Linked DNA regions of Homo sapiens: regions 1 and 3 are each linked to region 2. A link is an interaction called in ENCODE POLR2A ChIA-PET data of the cell type or tissue named here. Cell type or tissue: B cell. All regions are shown on one strand. Region 1 overlaps LHPP (phospholysine phosphohistidine inorganic pyrophosphate phosphatase). Region 2 overlaps LHPP (phospholysine phosphohistidine inorganic pyrophosphate phosphatase). Region 3 overlaps FAM53B (family with sequence similarity 53 member B).

Region 1 (8,000 bases), 66 kb before region 2:
ACACACATATACATACACTCACGCCCAGACCCCCCCACGCCCCAGGCCACACATGTGGGCCTGCTCACACCCCACTCATTCCCTCCCAGATGCCGCACCACCCCCATGCCCTGTGTGCCCTCTGCCTCTCGGGGCCCTGGGGCCCCAGCTCCAAGAACCACGGGCTTGCTTTAGCCAGGCTTCCACAAGCCTGCCCATTCCTCAGGACACTGACCCTCTCCTCTGCCACCCTTCACGGGTGCAGACGATGAGCATGGAGAACACCACAGCGCACAGGGCCGAGGGCCACCATCAGAGTCTCCTGCAGCCCTGGATTCCCTGGGCCTGAAGCAGGCAGAGCGGCCAAGGTAGCCTCATCAGCCTCACCAGCCCGTCCTTCTTGTCTCCCTGGCACCTTGTCAGAGAGAGGCCTAAGAACACGCTCTGGGCATTGGGGGCCTCCCAGTGTTCCCTGCGAGTTTGGAGAGGCCAGGTCCCTGGGATGAGGACACGCCCACCCGCCAAGCTCCCCTCCTGCCAGTCCCACCTGGAGCCTTTATGCATGCTGTCTGCGCCCTTCACCTGTCCCACCACCTCTTCTTTGGCCTGCCTGGATCCTGCCATATCCTCAAGGCCTTCCCTGGTGATGGAATTCCAGAGTCCTCCCAATTGCAAGGGCCTGAGGGATCCGCTGCCCTCCAACCCCACACCCCGTCTCAAGGTCATGTGCTAATCCCGTGCAAGCTGGGGTGTGGGCTGGCTGCCATGTCAAGCTCGTTTCTGTTGTACCCAAAACACAGTCTCACCTCCAGAAGAATTACCTGGCACTCCCTGGAGTTCCCGCAGCCTTCTCATTTTCAAATAATTTTTCAGATTTCCAGAATAGAAAGAAATTCCATACACCCTTCTCCCAGAGACAGACCCCATTCAAGCTTTGCCAATCATTCCATGAACTCCTCTAGAGAGGGGAAGACCCAGTCCGGGGCCAGGCAGCTCTCTCTGGTCTCTCTGGACTCCGTCCTGGAGCACTTCCCTGTCCTCGCCTCAGTTCTCACAGATTGCCAGTTTTGAAGATTACGAGACAGTCATTTTGTGTGGTGTTTTCTCATGATACAACCCAAGTTACGCGTTTGGGGCTAGCATTGCTTAGAAGTGGTGCTGTGCTTGTTCTCATAGGCATGTAATGTTGGTTTGCCCAAATATTGCTGATGTTAACCTTGACCTCTTGTTTAATGGCAACCACATAATGTGTTTTTCCCCTTTGTGATTGATACGTATTTGTGGGGAGATGCTTTGAGGTGATGCGATGTCCCACTTTCATCTGCCAGTTTTAGTGTCCCTTAGTATTTCTTGTTTGAATGAATGATTTCTATGATGGTCGCCAAATAACTCCATCATTCTTCCTTGTATTTACTCCTGGTGTTTTACTTTAAGGAAAGATGTTCTCTTCTTTCCACTGATTGATGTATGCCAGTGTGGGCTCGTGGCTTCCTATGTAATTCAGTGGGTTATCGTCTGTTAACCGTCATCACTGGGATATTCAGATGGTCCCCGACGCAGGCACTGGCAGCCCCTTCAGGCTGGCCCTGTGACCTTTCGGCACATCCTCACCGTTCTTTGAGCCCTTCCTTGCATTTTGGCCCAAAAAGATGTTTCAGGTTCATTTGTTCAGTCTTTGCTTCAGCCCTGGAATCGGCCATTTCTCCAAGGAGCCCCAGTTCCTTCCAGTGGAGGGCACTGTTTAGAATCTCAGCCCAGGGCCCCAGGTGTGCTTGTGTTGTCTCTGGGCATTGCTGCTCAGGCCCTGGCGGTGGACAGAGGTAGGAAAGATGCGCATGGTATGCAGGTGTGACACACACATGCGTCCATGCTTACCCTACCCACCTGGACCTGCCCAAAAGCCCGAGCTCACAGCAGTGCCTCCGATTCCAGTCCAGCAGCACAGGGTTCCTTCTCACCTCATGCCTTTACACGTTCATGCCTTCCTTCCACAGCAGGGAGAAGCCTGGCTTCCTCATTCTCTCTCCATCTGCTTATCGCTCTATCCCATGTAGAGCCAAGTCCCTGACCTTGCCTGTGGTGGACACTCTGCGTTTGTTAAACTGAATAACAACAATCCTCCCTATTGGGAGAAACCTTTTCAGCTTCCCAGGCCATTTCTGCATTTGTGGTTCTCTTCCAAGCCTCTTGGGTAGGCATAGAAAGTCTTCTCTGTTTTCCAGGGAAGCTGCAGACTCACCCAGCATCACCCAGCTGGTAAGGGTGTAGCAGGACAGTGCCAGCATGTCTGTCCCAACTGTCCCTATGGCCCCTATGGAAGATTAGCTATGTGGTGGCAAAGTGTCCCGAGGAAGGGGCATTCTGGGATGTTCAGGTGCTCGACTGGGCTGGGACTTGTACTTTGGAAATGAGAAGAAGCCCAGGCTCAAATCTTTGCCCCACTGCTTGCTGGCAGGAAGACCACTGAGCCTCAGTTTTCTCATCTGTAAAATGGACTTATTTTGGACTTACTTCCCAGGTATCCTCAGCACCTTTATTACAGGAGCTCCATTAATACATGGCTGCAGGAGGTAGTTCAGGGAAGCAATGGGAGTGGAATGCTGGGTGCATCACGGCCTGGGGTTGTCAGCCTGGCCTCTGCAGGCATCTGAGATATTCCTGAGGGCAGATTCAGCCAGGCCAACACTTCTGGATAGAACCACAGGGCCATAAACTGAGACCATTGAGGGAGACTGCTTGGCTTGGAAAACTCGCCCAGGGACCATGTGCTCTGATTTGCAAAATGCACCCCCCAGAGCGGCTTCCTGCCTTCACTTTGTGCAGAGTTGGGGGCGGCAGGGGCGTGGGGGGTTGGATGGACCATGTCACCCAAAAGTTTGTGTCCTCGGATGGGGAGGGGAGAGCGTCTGCCCAAGCACAGCCTGGAGGCTTCCCTTACTTCCGATGACCTTGTGGCAGTCAGTGTCACCCGGACAGAGTGTGGCACGCCTTGGGGACCAGCCCCTCCCAGAAGGATAGGCGCTTGATTGGAAACGTTGACTTTTCATTTAAATAAGTAAAGGTCAAGGCCTACTGCATGGCGAGGAGGAGATGGCTCTTCCCTGCCTCTGTCCTCCCTTACCCCCGTGTGAGTGGACAAACCCCCCGTCCTCACCCAGGTGGCCCGCTTCTGCCACCCGCACTATATCCAAGACACAGCCCAGCTTTGCAGGCACTTGCCGTGTGCTCCGCAGTGTGCAGGGTGATGAGATGAACAAGACCATGTGGCCTGAAGGGTCCCACGCTGCAGAGGGCCCCAGCCCAGGGCCAGACCCCAAGTGTGTGCCTGGAGTGACTCAGGGGTGCGCGAGGAGGACTCAGTGGGATATGGAATGCAGGGGCTGAGGCATAGGGAGTGACACAGGGGCTCAGGGCTTTCCCATGAGTCGAGGCTCATTGGGTTGGCAGGGACCACATCTGCCCTGGTCGATGCCCTGCCCATGCAGGCTCTAACGGCAGAGTTTGGGGATTGGGGCGGGGGATGCAGGGGGCCTGGGGTGGGGAGCTTGGGGGCAGTGGGCCAGGCAAAGCAGAGCCCTTTGCTGTGTTGGAAACCCCTCAGAGGCCCTAGGCGTGATAAGTGAGTGTGACGCAGGAGAGTCTCTCTGCATGGGCCACCCACAATTGCAGAGAAGACGCCCTGCATGTCATAGGCTTGGCGGCCCATGCCGGGAATTTGGCATGGCCGTCTTTCCTCCGGTGCTGGGGAGCTCAGCAGCTGGAGGCAGATGCTGGATTGTCTTTCTCTACCGCAGCAGGGCAGGTAGCTTGTCTTTTAGTTTGTTTTGTTAGTCTCCTGTATCTGTGACTCTGCAGAGAGCCAACGGCAGGAAGAGGGCAGCACCGGCACGTCGGAGGCCGAGGACGGCTTAGACGGGAGGTCCGGAGGCTCTCAGCCTGACCAGCCCTGGCCTAGGGCCGGGGAAAGGCCTGGGCTTTGGGGTCAAGGGCAGGGGATGAGATCTCAGACCCACGACCTAACCATTGACCTGCCTGGGCCACTTCACCCCTGCATGCTTCCTTCCCTGTCTGTAAAAGCGGATCACGTGAGGGGCCTTGCAGGAAGCTCTGAGGCCCAGTGAGGCCCCCGGGAGACAGGCGAGACCGCTGTGAGCGCCCGTCCTTCCCGCCCGGTGCCTGGCAGGTTCCTATGCGCTCTCGGGGCTTCGGGCTGGGGCCCTGCTGCGGCGAGGGGGGTGCTCCCCAGGCTGGCGCTGTCGGTGGTGTGGCTTTGGCTGACACGAGGTGGAGAGGATCTTGTTGACCTGACCGTATAAAGTAGCAGTGAGGCCTTACAAGTAGTTCTAGGCCTGGAAAGGAAAGGGAAAGAAAGAGCAATGGAATCTGGTATTTTCTCAGGTGTCCTGGACTCCATCTGAAAGATTTCGCCATGGGAAACATTCCTTCCTGGGTCCTCGGCGCCTATTGTTACAGCACGCAGGCACCCGGGCTGTGGCCTAGGGGTGAAACCTCTCTCGATTGTGTGGCCATAGGTGGTTACTTAACTTCTCTGTGCCTCAGCGTTGCCACTGTGTGTGGCGATAGCAACATGTCTTCTTCCTAAGGTTGTTGGGAAAACACTGATCGCAACAGTGACAGATGCAGGACCCACTCCACCAGAAATTGTTCCATGAGCTTGTTTACCCACCAGACGCCTGTATGAGAGAGAACTGACATCGTCCTCACTTTGCAGAGAGGTTAAGTAACTTGCCTAAGGTCACACAGCCTTTGAACCCTGGGAGTCGAACTCCGTCATCTATGCTCTGAACCACTCTGCCACATGTGGTGGTTACTGTCAGTTCCATTTGTTTCCACACAGCTTTAAGTTAGTCCTGTGGTTTGCTTTTATTTTATTTTTAAGACATGGTCTTGCTCTGTCACCCAGGCTGGAGTGCAGTGGTGCAATCATAGCTCACTGCAGCCTCGACTTCTGATGAGATTCTCGCATCTCAGCCTCCCAAGTAGCCGGGACTATAGGCACATGCCACAATGCCTGGCTAATTAAAAAAACATTTTTTTTTTTTTTGTAGAGACAAAGCTGTTGCTATGTTGCCCAAGCTGGTCTTAAACTCCTGGCCTCAAGTGATTCTCCCACATCGGGATCCCAAAGTGCTGGAATTAGCTTGGCGTGAGCCGCCATGCCTGGCCTAGTCTGGTGGGTGTTTAAACCTTGCTGGCCTTTAGGGGTGCATGCTGTGAAGACCTGTGGGCCAGAGGCCAGGTATCAGGAGGAGACACTCAGGCCTGTTGAATCAGCTCAGTGCCACAGGGCTGCAAGAGCAGCTGCTTCAGGCTCCTCAGGCCGTGGGCCCCTGAGCACCAGTTCTGCTCTGCTCCCTCAGGGGAACTGGGGAGATCAAGGTGGGGCCCCTGGACCTCCCCTAATTCAGCCAGAGAAGCTCTCATCTCTTCCGGGGTCCCAGGCAGGATTCCCCTGGGCTGGGGTGGGAGGTTCTGCTGCTTTAAAACCACTGGAAAGGCTTGAGAACCAGTGATCTTCTGCCCTGTTACAGACGCGGAAGCCGGGGTGGAGCAGGCCTGTAAGGTGGGGGCTGGGGCCGGCACTGGGTCCCCGGGCTTTTCCACCCCTGCCGCGTGTGCGTGCAGACTGGCCCTGCGGTCCATGGGCTTGGGCCTGCCTTTTGGCTTGCTCCCGAGTATTTTGCCCAGAGGCCTTGTGGCTTTCAGGGATGCTGTCTGGGGCTGGAAGTCAGTCCTTGTTTTGTCCTGGCAGTAGTCAGCAGGAGGGAGAAGAAGGGGTTAACCTGTCTGGAACCAGGAAAGAGGAAGCGGTAGTGTTCCCGCATGCAGTCCCAAATAGACTCCTGCTCCTGCTCCGAGGCCACCCCAGCCAGGCTGGATGGAAGCTCCCCGGCTGGGCCATTGTTCCGGCCCCTCTCCCTCCACCCTGAGAAAGCCCCCAGCCCGGTGGGTCAGGGCAGGACATGGACAGGCCAAGGCTTTGGGCTCCAGGGAGGCCAAGCTGCTGGGGCCCAGAGACCCTGCTGTGTATCCCAGAGCCAGAGAAGAACCTCCCTGAGGGCTCTGTGAGCCAGAGGGCTGGGGGATGTCAAGAGACAGGCAGGGCAGGGCTGCAAGGTTAGAGTGAGGGGAGGGGTACCTGGTGCCATTTTGGAAGGGACCCCTGAAGGCAGGAAGCAGGACAGACCCCCCGCCATTGGCAGAAGACCTCTGGAATCCTGAGATACTTAAATTCCCTGCGGCAGCTCCAAGCCTAGGGAACCAGACAGATCGGGGAGGATTGGCTAGAACAGTGCATCCTGGTGGGTCGTGTTGGAAGCTCTCTGAGGTCCCTCTGCTGCTGAGAGATGAAGGAATGGAGCCCTGGCTCTGCTGTGGGATGCCAGGCTGCCCAGGCTCCCCGACCTCTCCAGCAACAAAAATCATAAACACAGCATATGTAATATATAAATAATAAAAGTAACAGCCATCTTTTCAGAATAATCTAGCACTTAGAATGTGCTAGGGAACATACAAGCACTTTTCTCCTTATTTACAGTAAGCCTTAAGGTAAATTTCATCATCTCCAGATTTTAAGTAAAGAATTTGAGAATCAGAGACATTCACAGCAACCTGGTGCACCCGGAGCCTGGCTGACCCCAGCACCGCTGCTGGCGGCCCCACCTCACTCGCCCAGTCTCCCTGCTTCCCCAGCCACCGTCCAGCTACCTCGAGAGATCCTGGGAGCATGGTGATTGTGGGGTGCATGGGGGCCCGTGAGCTGTTGGGGGTGTCAGGGTTCTGCCCGTGAGATCCTCCTTGTTGCCAGACATGAGGACCTGGACTGGCAGCTGTGGGTGGCCTCATGAATCAGGGATCAGAGATAGCGGGCAGCAGGCGGGCCCAGCCCGGAGCAAGCTGTGCCATTGGCGATGCGGGGAGGCTGGCCCCATCGAAGGCTGGTGGGACTGGTGGAGACTCCTGTCCACTGCTCAGCACTAGGCCTGCAGCAGACACCATGAGCCCCAAACTTCCCAAAGCCCTTCCCCAGTCCCACAAGATGGTGTCTGCGGACCGTGCTCGTGAGAGATGGCAGCCAGGCAGTCCCCACAGGGCACCCATTTTCAGCTGCCCCCGCTTCTCAGACAAGGAAACTGAGGCCAGAAAGCCAGGTGGCCCAGGAGCTGGCTTCCCCATTTCCTGCTCCTGTGGGCCCCACTGCAGTGCCCATGGGCCGGGCTGATATTACCCGAGACTTCGGAGCTCTCACGGGTGCGAGTAATTTAGGCTGCATGGACACAAGCTGCTGGCTTGAGTCGCCCCGTTATGAATGTGTGTGGGTCTGTGCCCCTTTCATGTGCTGCCACAGGGCCCACGAGTGTGCTGAAAGGGAAGGACACGGCCAAGGGGCCATGGTGGACAGGAGACCTTCTTGGGGGTTCGGTGGTGTCCTTGACCCCACTCTGACTGAGCACTGCCCCAAGGCACTGCCATTCCAGGCCCCCTTCCCTGAGCCTCCCACCCCAGGCCCACCCACCTGCTGGGTCCTCCCACCTGCGGGGCCCGCCATGCGGGGTCACCATGCGAGTCTCACCATGCAGGGTCACCACACGAGTCTCACCATGCAGGGTCACCACGCGAGTCTCACCATGCAGGGTCACCATGCGGGGTCACCATGTGGGGTCACCATGCGGGGCTCACCATGTGGGGCTTCAGGAGCTTGCTGAGCACCCTCCCCACCCACGGTCACTCTCCCTGGGGTCTGTAAGCCTCCCTGGGCCTGAGCAGCTCCCAGCCTTGCTGCTGCCTTTCCACTTCCTGGCAGTGAGGTCTCCTGGGTGCCTTCTCTCAGCCCTTTGGGATGTTTTTTGTGAGGAAGGGAGGCTTTGATGCTGTGGAGCATCTGTAGTGCCCACTCCAGTGGCTTCACAGGAGCAGCAGGCTGTTTGTTCTGAGCTGTTCCACCTTGTGCCTGCCAGAGGGGAGATAGTGGACAGGCCTCCCTCCCCCCAAGTGGTGGG
Region 2 (8,000 bases):
GGACACCATGAAGCTGGGTGGACGGGTGGGGAGGCCCGACTTTAAGGGACCTGCTTCCTAAGCAAACAGGCCAGGACAGAGGCTGCAGGTATAAGCCCTGCCCTGCCACCATGATGGTGAATATGAGGTGTCAACCTGATTGGATTGAAGGATGCCTAGATGGCTGGTAAAGTTTTGTTTCTGGCTGGTTAAGTGTGTCTGTGAGGGTGTTGCCAGAGGAGACTGACTTTTGAGTCGGTGGACCGGGTGACGGAGACCCACCCTCCGTGTGGGTGGGCACCATCTCATCGGCTGTCCTTGTGGCTGGAACAAAGCAGATGGAGGAAGGTGGGAAGACTTTGTTTGCTGGGTCTTCTGGCTTTCATCCGTCTCCCGTGCTGGATGCTTCCTGCTCTGGGACATCAGACTCCAGGTTCTTTGACCTTTGGACTCTGGTTTAGCTGGAGCTCTCGGGAGGTGTCGGCTTCCCTACTTTTGAGGATTTTGGACTCGGACTTGGCCATTACCAGCTTCTCTCTTCCCCAGCTTGCGTACGGTCTGTCGTGGGACCCGCCTAGTGATCGTGTGAGCCAGTTCTCCCTAATAAACTCCCTTTCATGTATAGACATGGATCCTATGAGTCTTTTCCCTCTGGGGAGCCCTGCCTAACACAGTGGCATAGAGCTCCAGGCAGGCCCCTCACCTGGCCTTCAGCTTCAGTTTCTTTGCCTACTGGGCTGAATATTGGTGTCACCACCCAGGATAGCAAGTCCCCATCAGTGTCACTGCCACCTGTCGAAGAGATCCCCCAGCCCAGCACTCGGGTCTGTGAGTGGCAGTGGAGATGACACTAGGCTCTAAGTAGTGGGGCTGCGTGACTCCAGCGCCCCTAGGACCAGCAAGGGCACCCAGAGCACTGTGGGAGGACTGGTGCCGCCTCCCTGCCCCCCTGCTTTCTCCTGGGCCACTGGGCTAGACATGGGGCCTCCCTGCCCCCATGTGGTTTGGCCTGAAAAAGAGAGGAGGTGGGGTGGCACTTCTGGGGCAGCCCAGAGTGAGTGCCCTGCCCTGAGCCCAGCGTGTGCCCTGCCTGTGCCCCTGGGTGGGGGGTGCATACAGACCTCGGGGGGATCTGGCCGTTGGAGTGCGCACTGGGAGGGACGGAGTCAGCTCTTTTTAATCTAAACACACACCAGGTGCTTAACGTGTTTTTATCAAAATATCAAGCACAGCTGCAAGAGGCTGCTCTGCTCCAAGGCCCTACGCCCAGGCCCGTCCCTCTGCCAAAGCGAGCCTTTTAGGTGAGCCCTGCCGGCCACCTGCTAGCCCAGGCCCCGGCTCCTGGTGGGCCCTGGACCAGGCTGCAAGCATATCCAAGTGCATGGCAGTGAGACGTCCAGGCCTCCCAGCCCCAACTCTGAGCCTCCGTTGGGTCAGTGGTAAGATGGGGCAGTGGCACCTACCTCCCCGGCTGCTGTGAAAACCAAGTGAGCGGAAGCATGGCAGCCCCTCACCAGGTCCCCAGTGGGAGGACTCTCAATGATTGGCACTGCCAGGAGTAATGTTATGAGAGGAGCGTCCCATCAGCCTGGAGGGGACACAGGCTGGGTCAGCACCCACAGGGGCTTCCGCTTCTCTGTCTCAGGGGGTCCAGGGTGGCCCCTTGCCACTGGTCCCCAGGCACAGCCGCTACACAGGTGCCTCTGCAGGGTCTGGGAGTCAGCTGTCCAGGGCCTGCTTGGCCACCGCAGGGCAGGAGTGTGGCACTGTGAGCCTGGTGGCCTGGCTGGGCGTGGCCTTGAGGTTCTATTGATAACCCCATGGGGAAAGCCCCCCTGAGGTGCTTGGGCATCGGACCTGCCCACCATCTCCTGAGGTGGGGCCTGCTCTCCAGACAGTCAGGTCAGCATGAGTTCCCATGAGGCCAGGGCCAGCACGAGGAATTGCTGGGAGCGGTCCATCCACCCATCCGTCCGTCCATCCATCCATCCATCCATCCATCCCTATCCACCTGTCCACCCTGATGCAGTTCCTGCCATCCACGTGTCCATCTGTCTACCCGTACACCTGTTCATCCCCATCCATCCATCCCCCTGTCCATCCCTGCCCATTCATCCACCCTGATGCAGCGCCTGCTACCCACCCTTCTCTGTCCATCCCCATCCATCCATCTCTGTCCATCCATCTGTCCACCTGTCCATCCCCCTATCCATCCCTGTCCATTCGTCCACCCATCCACCCTGATGCAGCACCTGCCATCCACCCTTTTCTGTCCATCCCCGTCCATCCATCTCCATCTATCCATCTCTGTCCTTCCATCTCCATCTATCCATCTCTGCCCATCCATCCATCCATCCATCCATCCACCTGTCCATCCCCATCCATCCATCCCTGTCCATCCATCCACTCATCCACCCTGATGCAGTGCCTGCCGTCCACCCTTCTCTGTCCATTCCCATCCATCCATCCATGTCCATCCATCCATTCATTGCCCATCTGTCCACTCACCCATCCACTCATCCCACCCACCCATCCATCCACCCATCCGTCCCCAGCCATCCATCCTCCTGTCCATCCCTGTGCATGCATCATCCTTCCAACTGTCTGTTTGTCCATTCCCATCCATCTATCCACCCATCCACCCAGGCGAGCACCTGCCATGCCCACGACCTGCACCATCTCGGTGAATCTCCATCGTAGCCCCAGGAGGGGCTCTTTTCAGCTGCACTTTCAGGATGAGAGAAGGGAGGCTCTGAGTGGCCATTTGCCCAAGGTCACACAGAGCTCAGGGCCAGCGCTTCCCATGGCCAAAGCCCAGGCCCCCTCTGCCAGTCCCGCCTCCAGGCTTGCAGGTGGAGCAGCCAGGGGTTCCGTACTCCCTGCCAGGCAGCTGCCAGCCCTCCCCGCTCCCCTCTCAGTTCCTCAGCCTGGCTATGGGAGGCCCAAGTCCCACGTGTCACTGGAATTCGGGAGGCCTGGCTCTCAAAGCTTTCTGTACAAAACAAGGAGAAAAAGAGAAGCCACTTTTGCTGTCTGGACATGCTGTGGGTGTCCTGGGGAATGTGCTGGCCCACTGCTTGGGGCCTGACTTGGAGTGCCCAGGAGCTGCGTCTGCACTGTGGCTTGAACCGAGTGTCGTGCTCTGTGGACAGAGCCATCCACTCTGGGGGTGCTCGTCCCATGGCACTGTCAGCCCCCATTCTGGAAGGTCCCAACTGGGTCCCCCAGGCCTGTGTCCCAGAGACCTTCCAGGTCTTCATTCACTGATCATGCATTTATTTTGGGGGTAGGATAGGTCCTGAAGACCACAGGGCAGGGATCTCTGAGTTGGGGCTTTTGCGGAGTGAGGGAGTGAGAGGGTGTTCCAGGCAGAGGAGGTGGCAGAGAAAGGCACCAAGTGAGGCAGGGGCAGTTGGGGACATGAGTGCTCGGGAGCGGGGAGAGGGGGCAGCTGGTGGGTAAGCAGAGGCCAGCTCCAAGGCCCCCCTGTGGGCCACATTAGGGAGACAGGGTCTGGCCTTGTTGGTAGCGCGGCCCCTCGCAGTGATGGGTCCCCTGTCAGACCTCCAGGATCCTGGGTTGCTGGTTTGGCGCAGCCCCGGCTTCTGTGAGCTTTTGTTTCTGTTACTGGCACCTGCAGCTCTTCCTAGGCCCCTGCCCTGGGGCACTGGTGCCTGCTTCGCCAAAGGCACAGAGGGCTGCAGGCGACTGGGGCAGGGTGGGGGGCTCGCCTCTTAGGGCTCAGCTTCACTGGCCAGAAACAGGGCTGGCTCGATCTGGGTGTTGGCCTGGGTGGGGTGGCCAGCATGCCCACACCTCTCAGTCTGGATGTGGGGAGAGGTTGTTCCATCCAGGGCAGTTGGTCTCCAGAAGGAAATTCTCTGTATCTGGGTGCTGCAACCTAGGTGCCCGGGGTCTCACGCAGTGGGGCCTCCCCGGAGGAGGTGAAGTGCATGTGGCCCCTCGTGCTGGATGGAGCTGGACTCTAGGGAGGACCAGGAGGGTGAGCTCAGGCCAGGGCGCCAAGGCCCTGAGCCCCAGGGGCCTGCCTGTCTGCCCATCATTCCTCCACTCATGGGGAGGGACTGCCCCCCAGCCCAGATTTCTAGGAGGGCCGAGGCTCACAGGAAGCCAATGCCAGGCGATAACCCACAGTCCCCAGTGGTCAGTAGGAAGGAGGCTGCCTGCTTGTGTGCTCATTAGGAGCCAAGGCCATGAGGCCACTAACGGAATGTCCCTGATCTCAGGGATCTCAGTGTGGAGGTGGCAGCACACAGGTAACCAAACAATTGTGGCAGATTGATGGGTGCTTTGATGGGGTCCACACAGTTACCGTGGAGTGCAGAGTGGGCACCTAACTGAGGAGGCAAGGGTTGGAGGGAGGAAGGTTTCAGGGAAGACTTCCTGGAGGAGGTGACTTGTTCTTAGGGAATGAGGCCCAGGGAGCTAAAGCTTTAGGGCAGGGCAGCAGATTCAGAGACACCCCCAGGGGTAGGGGGAAGTGCACTAGAGTGACGTGTGCCTGGCGTGGGAACAGGGAGACATTAGAGAATAGTGGGAGTGTGGCAGGCTGGGCCCGCCTTGCCCCTTTCAAGGAAGCAGCTGCCGCGTCACACGCTGCAGCGCAGTGCTGCCCATGGTTTGTCGGCCCATATTGTGGGATCTTTCAGATTTTCTCAAGAAGCCAGGTTTCCAGCTCCTAGGTTTGAAAAGTTCTATGTGCGCTTGACCGGGGGGCCTTACGTACGTGAATTGGGTGAGGGCCTGAGACAGGCGGGTGAGCACTTGCCCCACACTCCAGCCAGGATTGGGGGTTCAAGGTACCGCATTTGCCACGTGAGGGAGTCTCTGGAGACCACCAACCCGCTGGTGGGCGGCCAAGCGTCACCACCAGTCCCTCTCAGTGCGTCCCACCTCTGTTCTCAGCCCCTGCGGTGCCCGCAGTCAGTGGGGCAGTGAGAACCGCGCAGGAAATAGCTGGCGCCATGGTGTCGGTTCTGGTTGACAGAGTGCCACCTGGCTAAACCCAGCCGTAAATAAGCCCCGTTTCCTCCCTGTGGACAGAGACTGGTGGGTGCCAAGGTTCACGGCAAAAACCCTTCCCCGCCAGGCCCCACTGCTCTCTGCCTGGCTGGCACACGCCCTTGCCTCAGGCCTGGCTCCCCGGGTCCTGTTGACCACCAGGCTGCAGATCCCAAGGAATGCAGGCATCTGGGTGGCCCCACGTGGAGCACCAGCCATGGGGAGGCCGTGGGCTACCAGGCCCTGCGTGCACTCGCAGCATGCACCACTCCTTCTCCAGGTCCCGTTGACCTCCATGTGTGCTGTGCCCCGTCCTCCGCTGCACTGCCTCTTCGTAGTGCCCCAGCTCCATCCGGGGGTGGGTGGGAGTGGAGACCCCTGCCTACAGGCCTCCGGGTCTAGCCAGAGTCAACCAGCCCACCAGAGACACCCAGATGCAGGCTATGCCCCACGTGCCCAGGGAGGATCTGCTGACGTGAGCCCAGATTTCGATTCTTGTGCGAGGGAGACGAACCAGGTTTAAACCCCAGCTCTGCCACTTCTGGCTGTGACTTTGAGCATGGCTGTTCATCTCTGGGGGTCTCTCTCCTCATCTCAGAGAAGCAGATCATGGTGCGCACCCCATGGCGCGCTGTGCAGAGCACATAGAGACGCCACCCACAGCTGGCTTACTGCAGAGGTGTGGGCCCATTGTGGTATCGCTGATGTCCTGGAGGCCACAAGTCTGCTAGCTAGAGGAGCCTCACCTGCATCCCGGGGCCTGCCCACTGGCTGGTGGAGAGCTCTGGGTTGTGGGCAGCAGGCAGGCCTATTTCCAGTGAGTCTGTGGCTCCTGGGGGTGTGTGAGACCTTGGGCAGATCCCTTCCTGTGCCTCGGTTTACCCACTAGGGCTCAGAGCCCTGGGGGACTGGCTCAGTGAGTGCCTCCTTCTGCGAGGAGAGACTTTTGTCCTTACTAGCCAGAGGACAGGTCAGCCGGGGCAGGCTCTGGGCCCTGGGCACCACCCACTGGAAGGAAAGGGGGTTCAGTTAGCCCAGCCCTGCCCCCCAATGGAAGAAAATTGGGGTTCAGTTAGCCCAGCCCTGCCCCACCCCAGCTCTTCACACATCCAGATCCAGATGGGGGCCAGACCACCAGGAGACTGTAAGGATCCAAGGCCGAGGGGCAGGAGACGCAGTGCGCCCCTCTCCTATTTCTGGGTTGCAACCGCCCACACATGTGCACACAGGGAAGATGTCTCTTTTGGTTGGGGGGCACAGGACCCCACCTCACTCTTAGCTCTGAGACACCCTTGTCAGGCCTCCTGGACAGGTGGGAGGGACAGGGCAGGGTGGGGTGTGGCCAGCTGCAGTCCCTGGGAGGGGTACTGGGGCTGGGCCAGGCCAGGGCAGGACAGAGTTGGGGAATCCAGGCCCCTCACCATTGCCCTGGCTCTTTGTATGTAGTGCTGCCTGCGGGCGGCAGCCTAGCTGGACACCTGCAGTGCGCTCATGCCCAGCCTCTGTGGGTGTCTGGCTCACCCCACGTGGGAGGAAGGCGGGCACGGGTGGTTTGGGCTGGGCAGGCCCAGCCCGGGTGCACAGCTTTCTCATCCACACACACATTCCATGTGTAGGGGCTCAGGGGGAGGGGTCACCTCCTCCCTCCCCACCCCTCCTTGTTACAGAGGAGCAGATGGCCAAACGGATGGGGGACAAGCACCTGACAGGGCCACTGCTCCTGCTCTCAGCTGGGCCAGTGGGAAAGGGAGCTTGGCACCTCCAAGGGAGGTCCCAGCCAGGGGAAGTGTGTCCCCATCCCTGCTCTGGTCCCCAGGCCAGAGAGGTGAGGGACCCAGAGAGGCCCAGGATGAGGACTCCTTCAGTCCTGGGTTTTTGTTTGGATTTTTTTTTTCTGCCAAGTGACTTCAAAGCCGCCCGAGAAGGTCCTGTATGTGTGAGCAGGTTGGGCAAGGGGAGGGCGGGTCTCCAAGCTGGGAGCCTCCTCGCGGCCCTCGCCTCGGCACTGATGTGGCCCTGGACCCTCCGGTCCCTCCAGGCCACCCTTCGTGCCAGGACCCAGCTGGCTTCAATGGCAGGAGGTGCCCTGGGCTGGAGGGTCCCCACGCTGGGCTCCGGGGCTCCAGGTTGACTCAGCAGTCCCCAGGCCTGTGGGCAGAGCTGGCCTGGGAGGACACGGGCCTGAGGGCTGAGCAATCCCTGAGTGAGAACAGGTAGCTGAGGCTGGAGCCTGTGTCCCCCAGGCAGCTGCTAAGGCCCGGGCCTGGGGCTGGAGTGCTGGGCTCAGGTGCCATGTGAGCTCTTTGCAGGCAGGGACCAGGTCAGAGTCCTTTGTGTGCCTCTTGACCCCCAGGTCCTGGGAGAAGAGGGGCTTGGGAGGCCTTGGCTGGATGCACAGGCTCCATGGGAAGGAGCTCCTGCTCGGGTTTCTTTGTAAGCAGCACGACATGGCACCTTCCCAGAGGTACATGGGTCTGGGCATGTCATTCCCCGACCTGCTTCCAGAACCCAGGGGACGGAGGTCGGAGCAGCCTGCCTGAGATCTGTGGCCATCTCCACTCCGCCACCCAGCTACCCCGTAAGGAGGCCACCGACCCTCGGGCACCTGCCAGGGACCCAGCTCAGGCCAGGTCACGGGCTGGATGTGGGATGTTCTGGGCCTTCTGCCCACCTCACTGGGCCCCAGCAAGCTGCTGTCCTGAGGGTGGCCGTGCTGGGCCAGCACGTGGACAGCAGGGAACCCCATGGGCACAGGCCTAGTGTGTGTGATGTACCGGTGCAGACCATCTGATAAGCAGCCTTCAGAGAAGCTGCGGGTGTGCAGGTGGAGGCAGACCTCCCAGCTGCATCCTCCAGGCACTTGCCAGGGTCAGGCTCTGGTGAACACCCTTCTAGAAATAACCCCCCAGGCCCCCGGGGGTCTTGGGCTCCTGGGGTTCTGATGGAAGGATGCCCCTTGCCCGGCCTCACTACCTCCACCTCATGAATCACCCTCTGTC
Region 3 (8,000 bases), 120 kb after region 2:
CCCAGCTCAGTCCCAGAGGAGCTGCAGGGCCCTGGCTAAGCTCTGCAACTTTGCTCAGCTTTCTGCCTTTGTAACATGTAAGACGTTACCCTTGTGCTGCCCGCCTCAGCTATAAGTTAAGGAGGTAACGCCCTGTAGGTGGGGGCACTACAAAAATATCCCTAGAAACACTGAAATCCCTAGGTAGGCACAATTCCTAGCAGGGCATAGGCCCTTATTAAATGCTCATAAATTGGATAAAAGCATCTCGTCTTCACAGCTACAGCATTAGCTTCTAGGGGCCAAGAATATGTTTTTGAGTCCTCCAAGCACCTTGCTCCTGCAACTGGGCTGGTGGACATTCAGCAGGGCAAGTGAGAGTGGCTGGCTGTACGCATGAAGCACCTGCTGTCCTTAGACAGAGAGGGCATACTCACCCCTTCCTCATCCCTCCCTCCACAGGAAGGTGTGTCCTCAGAGGTGCTTTCTTCAGTAACTGGGGCTAAAACATATTCCCTGATCTAGTCCTTCAGGTAATCAAAGGCCACCGAAGGCCACACTTGGGGAAGGACTGGGAGTCACACTACACAGCTTGAAAGAGACTTGACCTGGGCCCCTGGCTGAACAAAGTGGCCCAGGCTCGCCTATGTGTCTCCTTAATGGAAGGGGGAAAAACAAAACAAGACAAAACAGTAAACTGAGCTGCTGAACCAAATCGGAACTCTGTTCTCCTGGACTTTTCAATGTTGTAGGGATTTTCTGCTTTTTAAAGCAAATAACATTTCAAGAGGAGGGGGAGGAATGACATTATTCAGGGACATAAAAGTGCTGGGATCCAAAAAGCCAAAACAAATCTCAACATGGGAATGAGACAGCCCATGTTGTTTCTTGAAACTGAAGCCAACTGCATGCATGACTTGTCAAGAGTCCATTTATCAATGAAAAATAACTGATGGACGAGCTTCCTATAGGCACTCCCATAATTCTCACGACCGCTCATGTCCTTTTAACCCACAAACACTATGAAAGAAGAGCTTGCTATAGACTGGAAGCTGCTTGACACACTCAAAAGGAAGGAGACGAGGGACAAGAGGCACGGAGAGAGGAGAACTCACACTTACCGAGTGGCCACAGAGCTAGATGCCGCCTTCTGCTCCAAACCGGGGGAAGGGAAAGAATGGGAAGAGAACCAGAGGACAATGAGGGGACCGCAGCGGGCCCCAAAGATAATCTACTATCATGTTAAGCCACTTAGCCTAAGACAACCATGACCTGTTCTTCAGTCGGACCTATTTATAAGTATACTGAATTTACTCAAACCATGACTAAAAACCAACAGAAGAGGGGTGGAAAAAAAAGATTTAAAAACAAAAATGGAAAGACCCAAACAAAAGGCTGTGTGGCCTAGGTGGATCAAGCAGGACTTAGGGGATGGGGGCTCTGGGCTTGACAGTGCCACTTACTGGCTCTGCCCAGTTTGCCAAGTTATTTCCCTCCTCGGAGCCTCAGTTCCCTCATGAGTCAAATAGGATGCTGGGCCAGATAAGCTCCGTTTCTGACTAGTGAGACTCTAACTGTAGTCACGTATCAGCTGTGTGGCTTCAGCCAGGTCTTTATGACTCTCTGGGCCTCAGTTTCCTCACGTGTCACAGGCAAATGGCAACTCTGGAGAGAGCATGAAAATCAATAGATTTGAAGGTACTGAATGAACTATAAGAAAGGACAGTAAGCTGATGATGCCTGTCCTGGAACAACTGCTATGCTGGCCTTTCCAGTCCTACTCAGACCTGACCTGCAGTTCAAGGTCCCAGGAAACTGGACAAAGGCAAAGGCCAAATCCTTACTTGCTGCCATCAAAGTGCCCTGGCTATGACCTCCCATAAAGCAGAGTCGGAGCAGGCCACAGGGACTCTTCCAATGGGTGGGACCGAGGTAGCGGGGAGGTGGTGTTGCAGAACCTGCCCCTCTCTTACATATCCATGGGGTGAGGATGGGGATGTATGCGTGATTGCATTTTCCAAGCTCAATCCTTATGCATACAGGGGCATCTTGGTGTCTTTCAGTGACGCTAACAACAACCTGATTTAGAGGAGTTTCTTGGAGAGCCAGGAAGTTAGCCAGTGACCAGTTTTGACATCTTCATCTTCTAGGACAACTCTCAGGACAAGAATCTCCTTTTCCTTTACAAAATGTTTATGAGCTCTCGGACTCTCCCTCTCCTGCAGGACAATCCACCCCCAGCCCAGGCTACAGACACAGCTTTCCTACCGGTGCAGCTCCAGTCACTCAGCAGGCAGGGAGAAGCATTCCTGTTGGTGTCTACAGCTCTCACAGAACCCCCAAAGACACTGCACAGAGGGAAGGTAATCTCTCAGCAGCTGGGCCTTGGAACACAGCTGCGAGGGCAGTGATCTCTTTATCTAGGAGGCCTGCAGGCTGGTAGCCCCAACACACCGGTCTAAGACTATATCACACTGGGACATGACAGGTGATGCAAGAAGGTCCCAACAAGCTCTGTAAGAACTGCTATAGGCACGAGAGGCACCAGGTTGCCCATGTGCCACCCACTCATCAGAGGTCACATCCTAACCTCAGCTCACACTTCAGGACTTCCCCCTTCCTGATCTGACTGAGTCATATCTACCAACCTACAGGGTCTGTTGTAGAAATTAATCAGACAGGCTCATCAATCACATGGTAAGCCTTCCGCCTTCTCCCTTCTACCCCCACATCGCGCTGCAAGCTCCACCACACATTCGAGAATGCCATCATCTGCCAAAACAAAACTGGAGGGACTCTAAGCTGCCAGGCGGGTCTGTCACATGACAAGTATACCCGAGCTCTGTGGCACCTCTCAGGTCAAACAGCCAAAGCTATCTACCTGACTCCTACTGCAGGGGAGGGTTCTGGAGGGCAGGATAAATTCTAGTAAGACTACTCCCACCACCAGCCACAGCACAATGGCGGGGGAGCCGCTGCATGTGTAACAACAGCCATCTGTCTATTCACAGATCAAAATAGCACCAGATTCTTGCCTCTTAAGGCAGAGAAAGAGATTTCTGCAAAGAAGGGCTTCACCGCCAGGCGCAGTGGCTCACGCCTATAATCCCTGCACTTGGGCAGGCTGACGCAGGTGAAATGCTTGAGCCCAAGAGTTCAAGACCAGCTGGGCAACATGGAGAAATCCCCATCTCTATAAAAAATTTAAAAAATAGCCAGGTATGGTGGCATACACCTGTGGTCCCAGCTACACAGGAGGCTGAGTAGGGAGCCAGGAAGGTCAAGGCTGCAGTGAGCTATGATAGCAACACTTCACTACAGCTTAAGTGACAGAGAAAGATCCTGTCTCACAAAAAAAATAAAAAAAAAGAAGAAGAAGAAAGAAGGAAGAAGACGAAGAAAGGCTTCATGAAGTCCTAATTCAAAGCTAAGTCCAGGCATTTGGCTTTAAATTACTTAGAACTGGCCACGGAATTAATCTAAGAAGTTTGGAGGAACAGCTGCTCAACGGGTCTTGAGCTCCTTCTTTATTTTTTGGCATGCCATGGGGGTGGGGGAACAGGAGAAGAAAGGGGCACCTCATTTGCAAACACTTGCCCCACTTCCTTCTAAGCACTCTGGATATGACAATCAGGCCTCCTGACTTAGGGCAAAGACCTGGGTGGAGGGGTGTTAAAGAGGAAATGACACAGCCAACCAGAGTCACCCGGCTTTAAAGCAAACACCTTGGGATGCCAAGGTGAACTCTTCTCGGCTTTTCGTTACAGATCTAAGCGAGAGTCAAAAGACTCTGGAAGAGTTAACCCAACTTCCAAAAATGAGTAATCATCTTCCTCGTTAGAAATGGCCCAGGCTCCAGAAACAAAGATTCATTCTATTGTTTGTCCGCAGCACACCCCAAAATGCTTGAAAGACTGCCAAGTACACCAGCTGCGGCTATAGCTGTCACTGTCCCCCTAGTGGAGCCATCTGAACCAGGCTTGGTTGTACTTCCCTTGCTCTCAGGAAGCTCATTCACTAAGTCAGCAGCAAAACTCTAAAGCCAGGCCTCTGAGCACTCCTCCATGCACCTCCCAAACCAAATGTGGACTGGCCTTCACCTCGCTGTGGAAAGGGGTTCTTCCCCAGTGTCATCTGGATGGAGTTCAAAAATGTGCAGGAGAAGGAAAAGTTACACATCAAAAAACCAACACGGCCGGGCACAGTGGCTCACGCCTGTAATCCCAGCACTTTGGGAGGCCAAGGCAGGCAGATCACCTGAGGTAAGGAGTTCGAGACCAGCCTGGCCAATATGGTGAAACCCTGTCTCTACTAAAAATACAAAAATTAGCAGGGTGTGGTGGCGGGCGCCTGTAATCCCAGCTACTTGGGAGGCTGAGGCAGGAGAATTGCTTGAACCTGGGAGGTGGAGGTTGCAGTGAGCCGAGATCGCGCCATTGCACTCCAGCCTGGGTGACAAAAGAGAGACTTCATCTAAAAAAAAAAAAAAAAACAAACAAACCACCAACACTGGCCACCTCGATCAGGAGCAGACCCAAGGGAGGTGGCATAGATATGTTCTCAGACTTAAAAATAATAATAATACCAGCCTAGGCAATATAGTGAGACCTCGTCTTGACAAAAAATAAATTAGCCAGGCATGGTGGCATGTGCCTGCAGCCCCAGATACTCAGGAGGCGGAAGCAAGAGAATCACTTAGGCAAGCCAAGGCTGCAGTCAGCCATGATCACACCACTGCCTCCAGCCTGGGCAATAAAGTGAGGTCCTAGCTTCGAAAATAATTTTTTTTTAAGTCATAAAATGTAAAAACAAAAAAAGAAACCCTATCCGACTGAATAACTGGATGGGATCAGAATTGATGAAATTTAACAAGTACTGGTCAGAGGTTGACATTGAAGCACCAAAACCCAGTTTCCAGTGTGCTGGATGAACAGTTAACAGCATGCCACCAGTCCTGACAAAAGCCTGCGTGGCAGGCAACTGTACTCATTCATTCAACAAACCCTTACTGAGTGACTACTTTGTGACTGCTGGGATGATGGTAGGGGCTGAAGACATGAACATACATAAGCCACAGTCCCCTCCCATGGAAGTGAAAACTATTAACAACTGATGGATGAGTGAAATAAAAACTAAATTAAAATGCACTAAAAGGCAGAGGGTATTATTAAAATATCTTGATAAAAATAGCATGATAAAATAACTGGGACCGCTAAAGTTCAGAAATCTGGGCCGGGTGCGGTGGCTCACACCTGTCATCCCAGCACTTTGGGAGGCCAAGACGGGCGGATGGCTTGAGCTCAGGAGTTCAAAACCAGCCTGGGAAACATGGCAAAATCCCATCTCTACCAAAAATACAAAAAAATTAGCTGGGCATGGTGGTGCATGCCTGTGGACCCAGCTACTCGGGAGGTTGGGGTGGGAAGATCGCTTGAGTCCGAGAAGCGGAGGTTGCAGTGAGTCTGGATCATGCCGCTGCAGTCCAGCCTGGGGGACAGAGTAAGAATCCATCTCAAAAAATAAAGTTCAGAAATCTGCATCACAACCTTCATGGGATGGGTGCAAAGTCACCCTGCAGTCTCTCCCTCCCACATCCTGGCAGGTCCCCTGCCTGGACAGACTCTTACTCGCTTCAATTATTAATAAATCAACAAACTACTGACTAGAACTGTGATGTTCACGAGGCCCAAGTCTAGCAAGTGCCGGAGGTGGCATCCACATCCACAAGGCCCCAGCAAACAAGGCTGGCAGAGCCGCACTGCAGGCTTCAGTTCTAGCTGACCTTGTCCTGCAGGGTATGGCCTGAAGGTCACAGTCTGTAAGGGAGTCTCCCCAAGCGACGCCAACCACACCCCTGGGCGAACCTTGCTTCCAGAGACCACACTGGGCCAGGTCTCCTTTTGCAGAGCTTACTTATGGGAGACAGTAAAGGAGTAAGACAGCTTCCTCAAGACTCAGCAGAATCCAACTTAAAGTCACTTGCCTTTCACAAGGGGGAACAAGTCAACCTCTAGAGAGATGAGCGTAAAACATAACCTGCCTGTGTCCTCGTGCGGTTCTATCCTCCTTACTCACTCTCCCTGTGAACACGTGTGTGAGTGCCAAATCAGCCTGCCCTGCAGACTGTCCTACTCATGAGCAAAATAGTACATATCGTATCGTTAGGCACAGCCAAGATGGGAAGTGGCCTAACCGCCTAACAGGAAGGACAGGATAAATACACACTGCAACACCATGCAAAGGACGAAACGCAGCTTTCTAAGAGGCTACGAGAATATGTGGAAGCTTAAAAAATTTTGATCTCATAGAAGTAAAAAGCAGAACAGAGGAGACTAGAGGCTGGGAAGGGTAGGGGGAAGGCGGGGAACAGGAAGAGATTTGTTAAAGGATACAAAATTACAGCCAGATAGAAGGAGTACGTTCTAGTGTTCTATAGCACTGTAGGATGACTAGAGTTAACAATATTATGTAGTTTCAAATAGTTAGAAGAAAGATATTGAACACTCCTGACACAAAGAAATGATAAACGTTTGAGATGTTGGAAATGCTAATCACCCTGAGCCGATCATCATACATTATATGTGTTGCAACATCACTATGTACCCCATAAATAAGTACAATTATGTGTCAATTTAAATTTTAATTTTAAAAATTAAAAAAAAGAAGGCTTTGGGAGCCCAACACATCCAAAGAGGAAACCATCTTCAGGTATAGTGCTAAGTAGAAAAGCAAAGATCAGAACAGTGGGTATATTAAGCTCCCATTTGGGTGAAACTAAATAAATAATTGTGCCAATAATACAGAAGTCCTGGAAGGATACAAAGGAAACTTAACATAAAACCTGTCTTCAGGGAGCGGAAATGGGTAGCCGGGAACAGAGATGAGAGAAGACTCTTCAAGAAATGGCTTTTTGTATGTTTTCAATTTTGAACCAAACGAGATATTGACTTTCACAAGAAATAGGTAATACTTTCTAAAATCAAAAATATAAAAAATACTGTATTTTTATACACACATTTGTGTGTGTATATATCTGCATATTCTTGCACATGCATATGGAATATCTCTGGGAGGACAAACAAGAAAATGACAACAGGAGCTCCCCCCAGGAAGGAGGGAGACGTGTAGCTGGGGACAGGGATGAGGAAACTGCTTTTCACTGCTGAGTTTGTACACATGCATGTACTGCCTATTCTTAAAACATTCTGGAGTTCTCCAAATACCACATGCAGTTTCCTGCCTCCAGACCTCTGCTCATGCTGGTCTCTCAGGCTAGAACTTGCCACCCACTTCCCCTGCTCCCTGCTGCCCTCTCAGCCTCCAGACTCTCTAACCTCATCTTTTAGACTCAGCTCAGGTGTCACCACCTCCAGGAAGACCTCCACACTCCACACTGAGTCAGGTCACGCCCTCTGCCTCTGTGCAGAATGCAGAGCTTGAATCACAGGGCCATGAAATGAACCAGCAAGCTGCCACCCCTACAGACTGTGTGCTTCTGGAGGGCATGAGCCCAGCCTCAGTCCCCTGAGTCCCCAGAACCTGGCACAAAGAGCTGCTCAGGAAATGTCTGCTGAAACAAAGAACACAATCACCACGTTAAGTCAAGTCTCAACATTCTTGGTGCCAGAGATACTGAAATCTGTCTTGCTTGCAGGGGGTTTCCGATAGCTATCAAAATGTTGTTAACACTAATTCAAAGCACAGCACCTCCTGATTCACGGAGGGGCTGGGCTCAAAAGTTTTCTGGGTTCCACAGTAGCAGAGCATAACAGAAAAACACAGTGACCAGCACAAAAACCCCTGTATCTGATCATACTCACACCTCCTCAGGAACCTGAAAACACTCATCAGAGTTTCTGTGGGCGGGAGGGTGGCCAGCAGCCCTCTCACACCCAATCATGGGAAAACTGAGAGCCCAGGGCCCTGCCCTAACAGCTTTGTTTTCTGTGTTCTGCTTTTAGGAGGAAGAGTCTTGCTGCAGTCAGGGCCTGATGTGAGGCGGGCAGCACTTGCAGGGCCGG

The links. Peaks named below come from ENCODE experiments on the same cell type or tissue, not always from the same donor. Only the 100,000 strongest peaks of a DNase experiment are listed, where the experiment ranks them.
Region 1: POLR2A ChIA-PET joins it to region 2 with 17 read pairs; 3 of 35 experiments call an interaction of 5 or more read pairs at or near these places.
Region 3: POLR2A ChIA-PET joins it to region 2 with 12 read pairs; 7 of 35 experiments call an interaction of 5 or more read pairs at or near these places.

What each region holds. Positions count from the first base shown.
Region 1 is chr10:124,530,544-124,538,543 of GRCh38, forward strand. The region is part of intron 6 of LHPP (phospholysine phosphohistidine inorganic pyrophosphate phosphatase); the gene reads left to right. Among named protein-coding and RNA genes, the nearest start is that of LHPP, 73 kb to the left of the region's middle. RefSeq lists enhancers at 2,550-3,083, 3,084-3,616. In B cell, CTCF peaks have their summits at 1,781, 3,868 and 4,068; DNase peaks (open chromatin) are centred at 3,968, 4,741 and 5,398; H3K27ac peaks cover 4,413 bases.
Region 2 is chr10:124,596,681-124,604,680 of GRCh38, forward strand. The region is part of intron 6 of LHPP (phospholysine phosphohistidine inorganic pyrophosphate phosphatase); the gene reads left to right. Among named protein-coding and RNA genes, the nearest start is that of FAM53B-AS1, 100 kb to the right of the region's middle. In B cell, no CTCF peak of the experiment used is centred here; DNase peaks (open chromatin) are centred at 3,741, 4,881, 6,551, 7,831 and 4 weaker places; H3K4me3 peaks cover 645 bases; H3K27ac peaks cover 6,419 bases.
Region 3 is chr10:124,715,709-124,723,708 of GRCh38, forward strand. The region is part of intron 1 of FAM53B (family with sequence similarity 53 member B); the gene reads right to left. Among named protein-coding and RNA genes, the nearest start is that of FAM53B-AS1, 16 kb to the left of the region's middle. RefSeq lists an enhancer at 7,951-8,000. In B cell, CTCF peaks have their summits at 3,941 and 4,140; DNase peaks (open chromatin) are centred at 2,663, 3,763, 3,883, 7,693 and 1 weaker place; H3K4me3 peaks cover 3,109 bases; H3K27ac peaks cover 8,000 bases.